2 separate regions of the Mus musculus genome follow, and region 1 is linked to region 2. The links are chromatin loops, found by intact Hi-C in ENCODE. Cell type or tissue: heart. All regions are shown on one strand. Each heading gives the region's core, and the rest is flanking DNA. Links, peaks and the distances in the headings are about the cores only.

Evidence for each region. Hi-C counts contacts between places; a loop is a spot of excess contacts. Peaks named below come from ENCODE experiments on the same cell type or tissue, not always from the same donor. Only the 100,000 strongest peaks of a DNase experiment are listed, where the experiment ranks them.
Region 1: it touches region 2 in a loop (1.8-fold over the local background); 5 of 42 quality-filtered maps call a loop at or near these places.

Annotation. Positions count from the first base shown.
Region 1 is chr1:64,839,811-64,845,188 of GRCm38, forward strand. The region is part of intron 6 of Plekhm3 (pleckstrin homology domain containing, family M, member 3); the gene reads right to left. Among named protein-coding and RNA genes, the nearest start is that of Gm51628, 44 kb to the right of the region's middle. In heart, for the core only: no CTCF peak of the experiment used is centred there; no DNase peak of the experiment used is centred there.
Region 2 is chr1:64,789,386-64,794,763 of GRCm38, forward strand. It overlaps Plekhm3 (pleckstrin homology domain containing, family M, member 3), which reads right to left. Exons shown (of 8, transcript NM_001039493.1): 8 at 1-5,378. Among named protein-coding and RNA genes, the nearest start is that of Fzd5, 54 kb to the left of the region's middle. In heart, for the core only: no CTCF peak of the experiment used is centred there; DNase peaks (open chromatin) are centred at 2,116, 2,636 and 3,946; H3K4me3 peaks cover 734 bases; H3K27ac peaks cover 2,038 bases.

The DNA.
Region 1 (5,378 bases), core at 78-5,077, 50 kb after region 2:
AGATTGTTATGTTTCTTCTGGGGAGTGGATGATGTGATCATCCTTGCTTGCTCTTTCTGCAAGTCCCTCAACTTTTCTATTGAAATGAATACTCAACATTAACTCTGCTTCCTTAAATATGTTGTCTTTCCTTTCCTGCTTTTCTTCTTCCTCTCATCCTGTCACGAGTACTTTTTCAAGTAATTCCCTCCCTTTAATCTCATTGTGTCTGTGAATGACAAAATGATCAGATCCCGAAGTAAATTATAGTCTGTTCCACATAGGCCACATTTTCTCATTTTCCTTGTGCCATTCCCTGAGGATCCTTTTCTTTGAGAGGTTTAGCCTGAATATTTTAGGATTCCAACAGAGAAGAGTAAGTTCCAGTGTAACAGAGTTCATTCTTTCCCCCAACCTGTCATTGTGTTGTACTTATACTGGGTACCTAAGTAAAAGACGTGCCGTGCATAGGAGTTCTCTACACTTAACCATTAGTAGTGTGTGGCTGTTTGAATGAGAAAGACCTTTATAGGCTTTCATATCTGGACACAGTATCTGTTTGGTGGTAGTGTTTGGAACGTTAAAGAAGTGAAACCTTGTTGGGAGAAGTATGTGACTTGGGGAGAGCTGAGATTTATAGCCTGACTTTGCTTCTAGTTCACCCTCTCTGCTTCCTATATGTGAATAAACATGTGGGCTCTCAGTTCCCGGGGCCTCCTTGCCATGCTTCACCATTAGGGACCTCTAAAATAAACTCCCCTTTTCTATAAGTCACTTTTGGTCATGGTGTTTTATCATAGCAGCAAAAAAAAAAAGTAACTATTACACAGTGGCTCTAGCCTTTAATAAGTTATATAACTACTTATAAGTGGTTTCTGTATTCTGGGGTTAGTTACCTCTTCACGTCTGTCCCGTTATTTCAGTAAACTGAACTGGTTATTTATGGAAGTAAAATGTATTTTTGAAATGTCAAATGACAAAATCAGCAGATACACTCACAAAGAGACTTCAACACAGGGTGTCTGTCAGGTACTGTACCTGACATCAGGGCTGTGAGTAAATAGTGCCTGGGCCTCCTGTTTCCTGCAGTTGACATAAGTCAAGTTAAAATCATCCTGTTGAGAAGGAAGGAGGGTCATCGGGCTCTCCTGTTAACAAAAGCTGTTCAGCTTTGAGTTCTGATATACAGCTAAGAGTGGACAGCAGGAGGTTTCTCAAACACACACATGCACACATGAACCCAACCCAAAAGATAATGAGAATCATCTGCTCTGCTCTCATGTACAAACCTATAATTTATGGAAAGATGGGGGGGGGGAGGAGAAAGTCCCTTAGGAAGCATAGCCAAGTTCTGTGGTGAAAAATTCAACTGTACTCATAGCTCAGACTGGAAGAGGTGGGGGTGGAAGCCACAGGAAAAATAACACGTCTGGGCAGCCAGTTCTCCCTTCTCTTGGGTTCCAAAGCCATTTGGGGCCAAGCTGACTTCTTGCCTTCCTCCTGCCTCCCCCACCTTTACCCATCCCCAGGCCATTACTTTTTCTTCTTTGCAGGGCAGCTCACACCAGTGAGTTAGACAGCAATCTTGTCTAAATAAACAAGAACTGCAGTTTGGTATAGTGTTCATAATTCTTATCTAAGGTGATTTCAGGAGAATACATTATAGGGCATCCTAGAAAATATGTAGATACAATCAAGTAAAAATGTAAATAAAATAAAATTGAGTTACCAAGAAGTTCCAAATTTTGGAAAGGAGATCATTTATTTAAATACCCAATAATAAGAACTATGATTCGCATATTCATATTTATATGCATCAACATATAGAATAACTTATCACTAAGAACACACTGAGTTCTGACAACAGAAAAAGATCTTATTTAAGGGCACAATGCTGTTAGCAGTGCCACCTCACTGAATATCTCTGTGCTAGGGATCAAACCCAGGATCAAGCATGCTAGGCAGTCATAGACAGGCACTTGATCACTGAGCTATGTTGCCCCTGGCCCTTGGTTTCTTGAGGGGAGGTCTTGATTTATAATCCAAGCTGCTCTAGAACTTTTTCATCTCCCAGGATCTCTCCAAACACCTGATCTTCCTGCCTAAGTTTCCTGAGTCCTGGAATTGCAGGTGTGGGTTATCATGTCTAGGTCACTCTGTTGGGTTTTTAGTTCTGCTGTGCTTTTTTGCTTATTTCCTATTGGGCCATCACACTCTGCTTCCTACTAGTGTTTCTAAAGGGAAAGTGTACCACAGGAAGCCAACTGTTCCTTCCACTCAGCTTCCAATGGCTTCTGTTGGGCCATCTGAAAGCATTTTTTATGACATTTAACTATTTACTAACATATAGCAATAAAAATTCAATACTTATTTAGTTTCCTTATCAGTCATGTGGAGTAAATTATTACCCATGTCAGAGACAGAAATATGGGGTGGGGTGTAACCTAGAAAAGACTGGAATTGTGCTGGAAAGGGGGTATAGAGTAAATATAAAACCATGTAGTTATCTCCAGTGTAATGTTTCAATTTCTAGTGTCCATTAGTATGTTCTTGCTGTTCACAGATAGTCTAACTGGTGGCCAGCACAAGAAACATGAGCAGAGAAAGAAACTATGGTCAGATGGGCTATGATAAAGGGACATTACAGTGCTATTGGCCAAGAGGTTGTTTTTCACATCATAGAGGGGACTTCCACTAAGAGCACTAAGGGCATTCTCTGTATTGCTAAACGTTACACTCAGCACCACACACATGGGCACCTCACTTAAACTCACACCTTAGTGAGGTGGGATTTACAGGAAGGAAATTGAGCTGCAGCAAGTTTAAGCAACATATTTAGGCTTATAGGTTGGCTGAGGAGCACAGCTGACATTCTCACTCTATGGCCTCGACAACCTTGCTAAAGTGCCCCTCAGTGGTCATGCTGAATCAAGCCCACACACCATCGTTATTTAAAGATTTACTTGAACGCCAACTATTTACTTGAACCCAGGACCAAGTAGTACTAAAGAGAAAACAAAGTTTAATCACAGTGCTCCACTCACAAATAAACAATAGCATAGCTGGAAGGAACGAATGGCCCCTTTTGAGCTCATTTCCATCTCTGCCTTCTTCCTGGAGGTGACTCATTCTACTCTATCTTTTGGGCATTTCCTTCTGCCCAAGCATTATTCACAGTAGCGTAACCAGGAATGACAAGAGAAAGACTTGAATTCTAGGCTGACCTTTTCACTTAGAGATTGTTTTTAAAAAACTGGGTCACTTAGATGACATTTTATTCTTGGAAGCCCTAACAGGAGCTTTGCCAAGGACCACCAAGTTAAGGCTGGCATGCCTTTAGTCTTGGCACTTGAGAGGCAGAGTCAGGTGGATCTCTGCTAGTTCTAGGCCAGCCTGGTCTACATAGTGAGTTCCTGGACATCCAAGGCTACACAGTGAGACCCTGTTTCTGCCCATAAACATAAAAAGAGCCACCAAGTTGTACCCCCTACACTTTTGCCCTGTGAACCACAGGCCCTGTTGGGTGTGAGGGGCTGGTGTGCCTTCCTACAACACATCTTCTTGTGACTCGGTGGGCTCTTTCAGTGCTTGCTCACCTAGAACATGTGTCTTGTTTGACACATATTTTGAACTTGCTTCATCACAGTGACAAGCACTTAGTAAATATTCAAGGTTGTAAACTAGAGTCCACAGTCAAGGAGTGCTGGTAGTTTTCTGAGGTGCTTGCTGTTGCTAGGTTTTGTTTTGTTTTGTTTTTTTAAAGGGAAGACGTTCTTTTGCTTACTGAATGGCAAATATATATAACATAAAACATACCATTTCAACCATTGTAAGTGTCCTGATTAGTTTTGGTTGGTGACTACACCAGTTTTCTCTATATATAGCGTCTCTCCTGATATTTCCAAGTGACAAAAGCTGGTTTTCCCAGCTAACAACTACTGGCCATGGTTGTTTCTTTGAGACTTCAACTTCTGTCCTGGTCTGAGATGACTTCAGTCCTGTGGTCCCCTTCCCTCACTACCCTTGATGGACTGAGGAGCTAGCTCTGAGGTCTGAAATCTTCCTGGTTCCTTCAGCCTAGGAAGCTGAATCGACGTCTCTGTCCACCCTTTCATTATCCCATTCCATCCACCCCGTTGCCATCAACGGGGTGGAGACTCATTGCTTAAAGTGTGCTGAGGGGGAAAGCCAGAAGCAAGAAACTAGAATAACTTGCTTCTGCTAACAAAACAAACCAGAAAACACAGTGGGGCCAAGACCTCACATTCACTGCGTTCCAAATCCTTCCTTATCCCAAGGAGACAGACTGCCTGCCTCTCCAGTCTAAGCTCAGGCACTGTGGCTTAAGCAAACTCACAGAAGGAATTCAAACCTCAAGATCCATTTTCAGCTTTCCCTAGCTACCCCTATGTCTTTTTATCCTTATTCCATCTTGCCCAGGCAGATGTGAAAGCCTATATAAAGACCACTGTGTCTTACTTTGAAAGCACATGTATGCCCCTGTGAACTAACTCCTGGCTACCATCTCTCATTCCATGGGGACAGAGGAAGCAACAGTTTTGGGTGGGGGTTGGGGGGTGTTATCTCTATGTTAAATTAAACTCAGATTTGCTTAAGACTCTAGCCAACTTATGCCACAACTATTTTGGCCCCTCTTACCATCCCAAAGCCTTTTGTGGCCAAATGTACCATTGTGCTGCTGTTTGACTCTGTGTGCCAGCAGGACTCTGAGCCAATGCCAAGTAACACCCTTCCCTTTTCATATTTTGGGGATAGAAGGGGAGGGCTGCTAATTCCTTTTGTGACCACCAACTCAGAGCCAAGTGGCCAACAATTTGGTAAATTATATACACACCTAAAATGTCAGCTGCATCAGAGATTTTGCTTTTGGTCCCTCCAGAAGGAACCTTTAGGCTGATGGCAATTCTAGAAGAGTCGGGTTTTCTAACCACATTCTGTGGGAGGGGCACTAGCTGAACTCCAGGCATGTGTCAATGACTCCCACCAACTGAAGGGGAGGGAATTGAAGAGCAGTCAGTTAAAAATGTATACACAGGGAGTAAGGAGTGGAAACCCTGACACAAGTTGTAAATACAGAATGCGACAACCCCAAACTTTGAAAAATAAGAATGTGAAGCTTCTTAAATACATAGAATTAGTCTACTTTCCTTGTAAACCACATCTAGTCCATAAGTGACTCAGGTGCTTTGTTCTGGAATTGCTGGTTTTTATTGGTTCAGACAGAATGACAATATCTGACCACAACAGCACTATTTACAACTGACCTATAAATAATACTGGGGCTTAAGGCCTATTTAGGGGAACTGGGGCAGGAACATGGTCCTGATCAATAGGATCACAATGTGCTCAGTCTCTTTAAACACTGGGTAGCGCCTGGC
Region 2 (5,378 bases), core at 280-5,279:
AGAGAAGGAACAGCTCAAAGGCACATCCTGATTGCTTCTGTACCGCATGAGCAGAAGGAAGGGGAATGACTCGGATCTGAGCTAGGAGCCCGAGAACGAGCTATACAGGACCATCCACGTCACACACTCTTGCTCTTCACCTGCAGTCTTGGCGTCCTCCTCCCTTTATCATTCCTTGGAGACAGGTAAGGACTGTTTACAGTAAGAGCCGGACAGGTAACCAGAGGCAGAGCTCACTGCAATGAGGGCCTGATCCGGTGGCTTGGTGGACTGCCCCGGCGAAAATAGGGACACTGTCATCCACACACATCCCCGAGGCTTCCCACCTTCTACGTGGAACACAGGTGGCAAGTAAAGAGAATCTTTATACAATAAAGGAAAAAAATCCTCCTGTTGATGTCACTTCTGAACCTAGTAAAGACTAAGTTCACAGACTTTGTCATTCACTTCTGCATAGCTAGTTTTCTTTCTTTCCCCATTGACTGTGGTGACATGACATTCCCCTGAGTTTGGTTAATGAAAGCAAGCAAACAAAGAGTGGCTGAGAAACATCATAAAATAAAGTCAAAACATTGTATGATTATGCCTATTGTATTTCCTGGTAAAAGTGCCAATGGCACCGAAGAAACTGATGTTTCACTCAGATAATGCGTTTGCAATGTGAATCCCTTTACTTGTGAAGTTAAGGCACCAGGTTAAGCAAAGGTGGACGTGCATCTCGGAATACACAGGCTCCAGGTGGGCTGTGTACTGAACAAGAGCCAGCAGGGAAGCGCGAAGGGATCCATAGTTGGTTGAAGGGTCCTGCAGGCTTCAAGTGGGTCAGAGACTAGACTAGACTATAAGGCACTCCTACAGGGAGATGAACCGGTGGGAAGGAAGGGCCGCTGGCCAGTTGGTCTCTAGGTGGTTTATTAACATGAGCCTCAAACCTGGCCCAGGGCTGAGGAAGCAAGCAGGCAAGGCAATCATGGGAGGGGACAGGGCTGGGTTACAGCTTCCAAGGCTGGCCAGATGGGCCCAACTGTGGAAGAGCTGTCCTAGGTGTCTTGTTCATCTGGCCTGGGAAACAAGTGGCTTCACTAGGGAGCTTTCTAAAACGACAGCAGCCAGCGTCTCTTTTCCCTCAGAGCAGAGCCCTAGCAGAGCAGCCTGGGTCCCTCTCACTAGTGCCTCCCATCACATCAGAGCCTACTCTATGGAGACAGTGCTACATGCCATGGTCACCAGGAACCCATCTTACATAAAACACACTGGCAAATGCTGGAGAGGCTCAGCTACATTTTCCCTTTCACCCAGAGTTTTACAGTGATGTAGATTTTTTTGTTTTAGCCCCGCACCCACTAAAACATACCAGAAAACAAACAAACAAACAAACAAACAACCTCAAGTCAGAGAGTTTTGAATCTAAAGGACAGAAGTGCCTACAGAGAGACTACTGGGTGCTAAAACTTAACTGTTAAGAAACTGTCCCTGTGACAGAGATCAGCATTGGTTAGATTAGCTGAGGGGTTTACTCACGTAGCTTGTAGTATGCTGGGGTCAGGCGAGTGGGACAGGCAGAGCAGTGAGCCACGTTCCTAATGCCCACCACCACTACTGAGTCAGTACCAAGGAATGGATGACAAGGGCCAGAGGCTCCAGGGAGAAGTGGCCAAGGAAGAAAGGGCTAGCTTCTTTCCCCTTTGTCTCAAATTCCTGACATCTCCACATTATTTCAGAAGATGAAAAGTCATGTAGAAAACTCCCAAAACAATATTGCACACTTCCCTATTTACCATAAGAAAAACCAAATCAAACAAAATAAAATAGTCTGTGTTGGGAACAGGCAGTATTCCAACTAAGGGTCAAAGCCTAATTTCTAATCTGACTATTTCAGCAAAGCTTGGGAGAAGACCCAGAGCTGATCTGCAGGGTGAGAGGGCAGAGCTCCCCTGAACTAGCAGCAGAACTTTTCTCTACTTCCTTGCTGGCAGCGGGCTTTGCTCTTGGTGCTCAGGGTGTGTGGCATTACTGTGGTCCTGTATCACTGTGCTCCTGCTATCATAGGTAGTTTGTGTCTGGAGATCTCTGGGCCACGGATGGAGAATGAACTTGCAGGGCTGCAAGCCAAGCTTCCTGGAGGAGTTGCAGAAAGCAATCTGTCAGTGCTCATGTGCAGTGTGCACACATGACAAGCAGAGACAGGCCAGACCTCACCGAGGGTGTGCTGCAACTCAGCCACAGTGACAGAGTGACACAGACACCTTTGTTTTGGGGCAGCTGAGGGGAATCACAGCACGGGGCTATTTCAGACTGTATTGGAACCTTCGAATCCCGAGGCACTGTAATCACACACTCCTTTTTTTTTTTTTGGTAGAGGCCTATTATAGAAGAATCAAGAAGCAGTTAACCTTTCAGCTCATCAAATGTAAAAACTCCCAAAAGATGGCTGTTATTCAGCACATGAAGTCAGGGGGAAGACAGAGTTTGCATGGTTTTCATATAAGGCTGTGTCCAACTTTGGGAACAGGCAGCCCTGGAAAGAACTCCTCTCCCATCAGAGCTGACTGCCTTTGGAGCACCCTGCAGCCTTCCTACTGCGGTGCAAATGCAGGTCTATTTTAGGAACTGGTTTCTTAACGGTGGGGTTGGGTGCCAACACTTCCCCCGGGCTGGATGGTGTCACACATGAGTTTCTGGCACTAGCAGGAGGGAATTCTTGTGCTACACCAGGGAATGGCTGTTTAGTGAAAAGCCGTTCCCTGGGCTTTGCAAGCAGCTCCAGGAGATTAATGGACCGTTTTCCATTATGCTTTACGTGTATGGTATTTACTGAGATGAAAAAAAAGGAGGTGGAAATGCACAGGCTTGCTTTTGTTTCGATGGTTTCTAAGCAGTGGAACAACTACCTAACACTGCACCAAGTCATTTGTTAGACCTGAAAACAGTAAGGGCCTTCATGCACTCTGAGACATTCTGGGCTGAAAATAGCAATTTTGAATTTTCATGGCAGATCCAACTCCTGATCTGGCTCCACGGTGTCCTATCAGATTCCGGTGGTGGTGGCAGAGAACGCTGTTGTGAGTCCTGAGCGGGCATGGACCATAGTGAAAACAGAAGTAGCAGGACATGGCTCCAATTCCAGATCATGAGTGACAGCATGCTTATCTTTCCCTTTAAAAAATAAACACGAAGCAATGTCCAGGGAAAGGTCTTAGGAGTGTCCAAGGTCCGCTCACACACAGCAAGGCCCTCTAAGGGGCAGTGGGGACAGACAACTCAGGTGTGCTAAACAGGGATCCAGATTTCACCCTCGGCTTTTATTAGGTCTAATCTTGGGCACCTGTGAGTTGGGGCAGGACATGGGGCCAACCTGGGGTCGGGGGCTCTGTTCTTCAAGTCTCTGTGCTCAGTGTGCTGGGAATGGCGTCTCTGACAGTCAGAATCACAGATACATTAGTTTCAGCAAAGGTCAAGAGTAAGCTACGGTGACAGGGACTGGGGGTGGAGGGAGAAGGCACTGTGCCACGGGAGCACATCTGTTTCATAATAAGCAGGTCTAGAATTCTCCAGTGAAAGATCATGTTCTGTTCTCTGAGGCTGGAAAATATAAATACTGTATTTCATGAACAAGAGGAGGAAGAGAGAGACTCAAATCTGTTTGTCTGTTTTGCCAAGTGTTTGAGACTTCCCACCTTTGTCCTTTATGCGCAACATTCCCTACCACTCATTCCAGTGAGGTCAACCTGCCTTCCCAAGAGTTTATAAAAGGCACCGTGAGGTGTCTGGTAAATAGGGCCCTGGCCTTTTACCAAGTTTCATGCCTTGGCTATAGCTTCCGGGTAGCTAGGAAATGAACACACGTGTGGCGTTCAACTGCATGGTCTGGGGCCAAAGGAAATGGTGTGGGCCAAGAGGTGAAATGCTTGCCTCTAACTGCACAAGTCAGCTGAATGTCTCCCACTAGACTGAAGCATCGAGAGCTGGTGCCTGTGGGAGCAACTTGGAGTTGAACCCCTGCGTTCTCTGTGAGCCAGTGTTTCCCCTGATCTGAACAGCAGTGAAAATCCCAAAGGACAGAAGCATGGGCGGCAGTGGGCAACACCAGCTCCAGGTGAAAGACACAAACAAGTACTTCCTGGTGAGTCCATTCTCCTGCCTTGGAAAGAGTTAAGGAAGAAGGAATGCTGGCCGCCAGGGTCTCAGTGCCTTCCTAGCAGCCATCTTGGTCACAGTGACAACTATGCAGGCTCTTACAAGGAAGGGGATCACAGTGGGAGTACACTACCCTCCAAAGAGCGAAGTGATCCACTTCCCATTCCTACCACGCTAGTTACTCTTTGTGTTACTGTAAGGTGGCAATTATATATGTATATATCTACTTATTTCGATAATATTAATTCATTAATTCTATTTATGTTTGGTATTTTCTTAATAGTTTAGGTTTGTATTTTTCAAAATGTTACTTCTTAATAACTTTTAATAATTACATAATTTTTACTTTTAAATATTTTTTAAAAATAATTAAAAACAAGTAAAGCCAGGTATGATGGTGCATACCTATAGTCCCAGCATTTGGAGGATGAGGCAGCAGGGTCACAGGTTAGAGGCCAGCCAGGGATATATAGCAGGACCCTGTCTTAAAATATGTCCCCATCCCAAACAAACAAAACATCCAGGATACAAAAGCAAGAGTAGTTACGCGGACTGAATAAAGGTCAAAAGTGCTGTGAAGGACAAGGAGAAATAAAACATTCAAACGACAGGTGGGTCCTGCCGATGGAGGGCTCTGGGGAAGGAAACATCCGGTCCTCCAAGATGCGTGCAGTAAACTCTACCTAGCAGACTATGCACTGATGCGCTTGAGTGCAATCCTGGGACACTTCCTCCTGGGCAGCACCGTGAAAAACATGACCAGTGTCCTCCATTCCACGCTTGGAACTGTTCTTAGGGCACCCATGTGCACTCTCTGGCAGGCATTGTAGACTCTGATCATCAGGAAGGTGCTGGGCTTCGTACCAGCCAACAGACAACGACATGAAGTGACTGGCCACTGAGGTCCTCGCTTTCTGTACTCTCTCTCAGGGACTGAGTTCACACCCAACGCAGCTCAGTTCCTGATGCTCTCTGTTGAAGGAAGGGGCCTCTCGCTTTCTGCTATGTGGCTCTGCTTCACTCTTCCCATCTCTGCCAAAGACTCTGGGCCTGGAAGTATCCAGAAACATTCTTGTGTTTTAGGGATGTCCTTGTGAAGCAGATGACAATGGCTCTACCTCAGTTTCCCCAGCAAAGGCTAAATGTCAGTAGCAATGCAAAGCTTTGCTGTGAGAGGTGTTTCCTCCAATACTTGTGCAGTCAACTGGCCCTGAGAGCCAGTGTGTATGAAGGGGTCTGAA